Regions from separate parts of the Homo sapiens genome. Here region 2 is linked to region 1. A link is a contact called in ENCODE Hi-C or POLR2A ChIA-PET data. All regions are on one chromosome and are shown on one strand. The core of a region is the stretch at or near the end of the contact, and the rest is flanking DNA. Distances in the headings are between cores, read along the strand shown. Region 1 overlaps CAPN8 (calpain 8). Region 2 has its middle 32 kb from the start of TLR5.

What was found. Hi-C counts contacts between places; a loop is a spot of excess contacts on that map. ChIA-PET counts read pairs that join two places held with the same protein, here RNA polymerase II (POLR2A). Pooled maps may share reads with other maps.
Region 2: a loop to region 1 is called in a pooled map, with 3 times the contacts of the local background. The contact joins two enhancer-like sites. A Hi-C loop is called at or near these places in 1 of 168 maps with a recorded cell type or tissue (MCF 10A) and 7 of 50 pooled maps. POLR2A ChIA-PET finds 5 or more read pairs at or near these places in 1 of 52 experiments (GM12878).

Annotation. Positions count from the first base shown.
Region 1 is chr1:223,618,586-223,621,918 of GRCh38, forward strand. It overlaps CAPN8 (calpain 8), which reads right to left. Exons shown (of 21, transcript NM_001143962.2): 8 at 1,607-1,681; 9 at 708-868. Among named protein-coding and RNA genes, the nearest start is that of CAPN8, 45 kb to the right of the region's middle. Within about 2 kb of position 1,851, at least 2 of the 41 ENCODE cell types and tissues checked have a DNase peak (open chromatin) inside an H3K27ac peak, as active enhancers do.
Region 2 is chr1:223,173,633-223,176,965 of GRCh38, forward strand. No RefSeq gene overlaps it. Among named protein-coding and RNA genes, the nearest start is that of TLR5, 32 kb to the left of the region's middle. Within about 2 kb of position 1,584, at least 4 of the 41 ENCODE cell types and tissues checked have a DNase peak (open chromatin) inside an H3K27ac peak, as active enhancers do.

The DNA.
Region 1 (3,333 bases), core at 601-3,100:
TCAGCAGGGTGACTGCTAGCCAGCTGGGTGTGGGGAGGGGAGTGGGGAGGAAGGGGCAAAAGCCCAAGGGAAGAACAGGAGGCCTTAGCATAAGGTGCCAAGAGCAGGGCTAGTGTGGAAAGCACGTCCTTTGCGGGCAGGGCAGGTGGGTGAAGCAGGGATGGTTTGAACACATGGTTCAGGCTGCAGCTGAGCGGCTGCAGAGCCACTGCCCACCCTCACAACCCTGGCCTCCAAGCCCTAGGGAGAAGCAGGGCCTCCAGAGGGTGCCCAGAAGTCAAAGAACAAAGTCCAAAGGCCTTATCCAAAGATTAACACATAGGGCTGGGCACGGTGGCTCACAACTGTAATCCCAGAACTTTGGGAGGCCAAGGTGGGTGGATCACTTGAGCCTAGGAGCTCGAGACCAGCCTGGGCAACATGGTGAGACCCTGTCTCTACAAAAACATTTTTTAAAAATTAGCCAGGCATGGTGGTGCATGCCTGTGGTCCCAGCTACTAAGAAGGCTGAGGTGAGAGGATCACTTGAGCCCGGGAGGCGGAGGTTGTGATGAGCAGAGATCGTGCCACTACACTCCAACCTGGGGAACAGAGCAAGGCCCTGTCTCAAAAAAACACACAAAATAGCACCAAAAAATTACATAAAATGACCCAGCTCAGGGAGGATAAGCTGGAGGAGGTTGGGCCAAGGCAGCCCTTCACCTTACCTGGGTAGTTCTGGCAGCCCCCAGCTGTGGAGCCCCGGGTCCAGTGGCCGTTGAACAGGACCAGGTTCCATTTGTGCACCTCCTCGCTACTCAGAGAGTCCGGGGACAGGTTGCAGATCTCCAACCGAGAGAACTGCCTCACGAAATCTGAAAGTGACATCCTGGGGCAGAGGCACCAGAGGGCTCTCAGTGAAGAGGGCTGGGTTGTGATTAAAGGCACGCATACTGAGCACGGGAAGGAGCCCTGTGGCACAGGCCCTAGAGGCCGTGGGCTAGCTTGATCTTTCCTACAGCACACTGATACAAACACGCAGAGACAACAGTCCACATTCTTCACTAGCGCTAGCTTCTTGGCTCTTACAGGGAGCCCCACACACATATCTTAACAACCAAGCAAAGGATCTGAACTGTAAACTGCAAAAGACCCCAGGAGGTCATCTCAACAAAGCCTCTGCCTCTAGATTGGGTTAAGTCTAAGCTCACAAGAGGTTTCTTTTTGTTTAATTCGGAGTGATGTCCAGCTAAGCCGTACCATATTCAAGGAGTATCCTTATTATCTTCCTTAGCTCACTAGCAAAGGAAGTTCTCCCATATTGATGGTAGGTAAATCTTAGCTTAAAGAGATAGAAGCAGTGCTCTCAGTTCATTGGAAAGATAATAGAACTGAGAAAGACAGGCTGATAGCTAAGCCAGGTTGAGGGCCTAGATATCATGGTTTCAGTGCTTTAGACGTGCTGGTATAGAGGTGGAATTATACCAGGACAAAAGGAGAAGAATGAATTCACCATGATCAGGAACCATGTCGCCTTCCTGGAAGACCCAGAGACCTAGAGTTCACATCAGAACTGAAAATGGACCCATCACCAATGGGACAGCGCTTCAGCAGAAAACTCTCTCACCAGAATTCTCCATCCTCAACTTTCTTGTCCAGTTCTTCCTTCCGCCGGGGGTCTATGTGATTCCACTCTGGTGCACTGAGGGGAAAACAAGCAGAGATGCTCGCTCCTGAGAGGTTCTACAAGCAGGGCAAGCTGTTTACTGCAGCTAAGCTTCCCCCTAAGAGCCAGAAACAAAATACCAAAAGCACTGCAGGCAGACAGAAAGGCAGAATGGACAGTGTGGCGCGAGCACACTGTCTGGGGAAGGGACACAGACCCAGGACACGGACTCCATGGGCACTAGCACGATGGCCTTGGACATGTGCCAGGAACATTATGACTCAAACATTATGCTCTAATTTTTACTCTCTAGGGCAAATTTGACATTTCTAATTAAGACTCCCAGGCCCCTGTTTGCAGGAATGGGGAGGCCCAGGAGAGAACGTGGATGAGTTCTCGTCACTGGAAAGGCAGGCACTCCAGTACCCATTAGTCACTTATCACTCTGGCTTATCCAGCAGTCTAGGGTGAATATGCTGACAGAGTCTAACCAGCTCTGGGGACATGGACATGGTTCACTTCCTTACACCCACGAGAATGATCATCCAGCCCAGTTTTACGGCAATTTCCCAGAAGAAACGTCACCCTGTGAGACCTCCTGCTGGTGGCCTTTCAAGGGCAATATCTATGCACTTTGTTTGAATGCCATCTCCAGCTTCCTGACCTTTACGAAGTTAGGTTTTCCTGAAATATGTATGTGACATCTAAGTAACAGAGCAGTATCAAGATCCATCTTTAAAAAAAAAAAAATCCCTGCCTGAATACCTTCAGCAAAACCTAAGCACCTTCTCTCCCCAGCATAAGAGCTGGGGCACACTCCAGCGCAGCCTCTTCCTCCAAGCCAGGCTTTAAGACCCCGGGGGTCAGCACGACAATTCCCAGAGCCTCTTCAATTCATTGAAACATTAATTTGATTAAAACCAAATCTCAGAATGTGCTTGTTATAAACAAAGATTAGGGCAGGAGTTGGAAAATTCCAGATCTGACCTACTGCTCCAATTTCTTTTTTTTACTTTTTTTTTTTTTTTTTAAGTAAAATCTCACTAATCCCTGGGCTGAGCTTAGGGATGTTGCCTTAGAGATTCGGCACCCTCCTCCTCCAATAGCTGATATATATAATTATCCCAGGTTGCATCTCCAGCTGGTAGGGCCTCCAGGACTTGACAGTCACCACCTCCCGCCTGCCAGGGAGCGGGTGCTCAGGGAAAGGAGAGAAAGTCAAACAAGCCCTTTGGACAGCTCGGTAGTGACTTTTGGTAAGAATGGCCCACATTCAGGGTTTCAATTTCACGTGGCCCTGTCATCCTTTTAGGGAAGTTGGCGGAACTGAGGTTTTGGGTTTTGCTCAATCTTACACAGTAGAATGAAAAATCCTTCCTACAGGAGGCTCATGTGTGGCCCTAGAGACACGTGTTTCTTCGTGACACAACCTGAAGGGAGTTACTGCCCCTCTGCGTGGTCATGACATGAGCAGTCATGATGCTGTGATTAAACTTGGCGATGTCCCCTTCGAAAGCCCTGGTGGCATCACAGAGTACCGACAGCACTTGAGGATTAAGGACGTATTGGGAGGGGGCATTATTGTGACCATTTTCATTTCTGGTGGTTCTTTGTCCATGAGACTGGCTAATTATTTTTTTTTTTTAAATGGAGTCTTGCTCTGTTGCCCAAGCTGGAATGCAGTGGCC
Region 2 (3,333 bases), core at 334-2,833, 450 kb before region 1:
AAAGAAAAACAAAACTTAAAAAAAAATTACGTATCGTTTAAAGTACTTAACTCTTTACCCCAGAAACTTTTAAGTAAAATTCATACTTCACGAACATGTCTCAATATTGCAGCATTGTTTATAATTTCAAAGAAATGGGGAAAGGCGAGTTATCTAACAATGGGGAATTGGCTAAATAAATTATGATACATTTACTTCTTGGAATACATGCAGTCATTAAATATAATGTTCTTGATGCACATTTAAGGTATATATAATATACATATTTGCAAACATTTTATGTTTTACACTTTAGAGCTGTCCTTAAAGAAATGTAACTGTTCTAAAAACAGAATCAAATGTTCTTGACAGAAGGACTTTTTTCCTGTAAGTTATTGATCTTCTTTAGTGTCAATATATACAGGAAACAACCACCCTCAATTGTAATAAGAGGATCTTGTGCAGGTATGACTGCAGGATTATCATCTATAGCAAAGCAGCATGTCACAGACACTTTTAAAAACCTAAAAACTTTATCTTCCTTCTTGCTTTGAAAAATCAACCAAGGAGTAATGCAGTGAACACCAAGATTTGAGGAAAAATGAACTCATGAACCATTATATGAAAAAAAAATCATGTTACAGTTTACATAATGAGATCTCAATTTTATTAAAAAAACAAAACCTATATCCCTGTGTATGAAGATATATGCATATGAAAAAACTGTCTGACAAGAAATTCCTGTGTGTATTCCACAGCGTACCCAACTGTTGATGACGTCTCTGTTATTGGGAACTTACAGTGGATGGGAAGACCAGAAAAATATATATGAAAAGCCAGACCATGACCTAGGGAGGAGTTAAACAGAGGACAGGAGTACTGGTATTTGGTGGTTAGGCACACTGCTCTCAATGCCTAACAGTCCTGGGTTCAAATCCAGATACTGTCCCTTGCCAGATGAAACCTTGGGCAGGTTACTTCTTTCAGCCTAAATTTCTTCATCTGTAAGTATCAGTTGAGCACAAATATATTAATATTGTAAAGTGCTTAGTAAAGTGCTTCAGATCAGCTGGCTACAAATTTGGGGTCCTTGACAAACGGGGGTTTTATAGCAAGAGCTCAGTAAATGGTATTTTTTAAATAAAAAATCTACTTCATTGAGTTATTGAGGGGTACACACAATAAAATGTACTGGGCCCTACAAATTATGTAGCTGTAGTTGCTTCTACCATCGCCATAGGTTAGATTTGACTTTTCTATAGTTTCTATAAATAGGATCATAAGTATGTACTTCTTTCACTTGGTCTAATAGTTTTGAGATTCACCTAGGTTGTTGCATTTACCAACATCAGCTTTATTCCTGATAGCCAAAACCTGGCAACACTCCAAATGTCCATCGGCAGGTGAATGGCGCGTAGTGCAGAATTAACCAAACAGAGGTCTGGTCTTTGTCTTGGGCCACTGGCAGGTGATCTCTAGACCCCTGAAGTCTCCTGCAATAGGAGTGTCATCGTTTGCCTGGGGGCTTTGGCCAGCAACAGCCTAATGATGTGATTTATGATGGGCCTTTGGAACACACAGTATTTGCTCTGGCCTCTGGGAGGAGCTGGAGACTAAAGGCCAGGTGCTTGGGCAGTGTGTGATTGAGCCCCATTAAAAGCTCTGGACACCAAATCTCGGTTGAACTTCCAAGATCCACAGTACTCTGTGCACATTGCCACATATCGATGATGGGAAGGCAACATGTTCTTGGGGGCGTGGAAGCTTCATATTTGAAACTCTCCCAGATTCTGCCCTATGCAGTAGAAGCTTTGGCTATTTCTAATTTGTATTCTTTCACTGTCATAAAACTGTAATTTTAAGTATAGGGCTTTCCCAAGTTCTGTTACTTGTTCTAGCAAATTGTCAAGCCTGAGAGTGGTTGTGGAGACCTCTGAATTTGTAGCCAGCTGATCTGAAGTGAGGGTAACCCTGGGGACCCCCACACTTGGCATCTGAGGAGAGGGCAGTCTTATGGGGACTGTTCACCCAGACTTAGCAGTTTGGCAAGCTCATTGCAAATGGCTGAGAAAATTTTTGTTTATCCATGGAATACAATGTAGTATTACTTAGAGATTGAGAAAAGAGGAACAGGCTACTGATGCGTATGAGACAGAGACGAATCTCAAAAAGCATTGTGCTGAGGGAGTGTGATTTTTAATGCAGGAACTCAGCAACATGTGACAAGGGACCCCATGCACTTATTGCACAAGAAATGCTGTTTTCACAGGAAATTGGAATCACCATGGCCTGCAAAGCAGAAGAGTGTCAGAGGCAAGTTAAACTTGCTCAGGGCCTGAGAGATAGAGATGGGGAGTTGAAGGGGGCGCCTTCTTCTTAGGCAGACAGAAGTTACCTTGGGAAGACAAGCCTGGCAGGAGCATGAGCATTGAGGAGTTACGGAAGGTATGGCTGGAAATGTGGAACATTGGAAGCTAGTGGAAATTTGGATTTACCCTGTAGGACATGTGGAAGCCCCAGAGTTTTCAGAGCTGGAAGGGGGTTTCCCTGTGACAAAAATAGGTTTGGATGAATTTGTTTTATATCATTGTAACAGGCTGAAAAAAATTTGAGACAAAATATGCTTTTCTCTAATGGAGAATAATTGGGATGGTTAGAAAAAAGGATATTAGCTCTGGATATAGGAATAAACAATAAAACAATAAAGTGTTTTTCAAACTTTTCTAGACAGTGACCCAATCAAAAAGTACATTTTATATCAATACGCAGTACACATGCACATAAACACATACATACATGTGAAACAAATTTCATGAAACAATATTTCCTTTTCTTATGGGCAGTGCATCTGAAATGTTCTATTTCATTCTGCTGCGTTCTATTCTATTATGTTCTATTCTATTTCTTTTTTAAACAATGCTAGTCATAGGTGACTAAACATATTCCGTCCTAATATGGCCACCCCTCCAGAAGACCAGGACACTCCCAGTTCTGCAGAGGCATGGCCATGGGTGTGGCAGAGAGCATGGGATGGGAGTGGGAGAGCAGGTGTGGGGACTGGCTCTGTCTTTCAGGTTACGTGGCTTCAGGCATAGCTCATCATCTCTGACCTCTGACCCCTGCTATAGGCCAAATACCTGTGTTCTTCTCCAAATTAATATGTTGACACCTAATCCCCAGGGTGATGGTGTTAGGAGGTAGGGCCTTTGGGAAGTGATTAGGCTATAAGGGTGGAGCCCTCATGAATGGGATTCATGCCTTTATAAAAGAGGCCCCAGAAAACAGCCTCCCTGCTTCCTCCATGGGAGGACAGAGTGAGAAAACACCATCGATGAATCAGGAGGTGGACCCTCA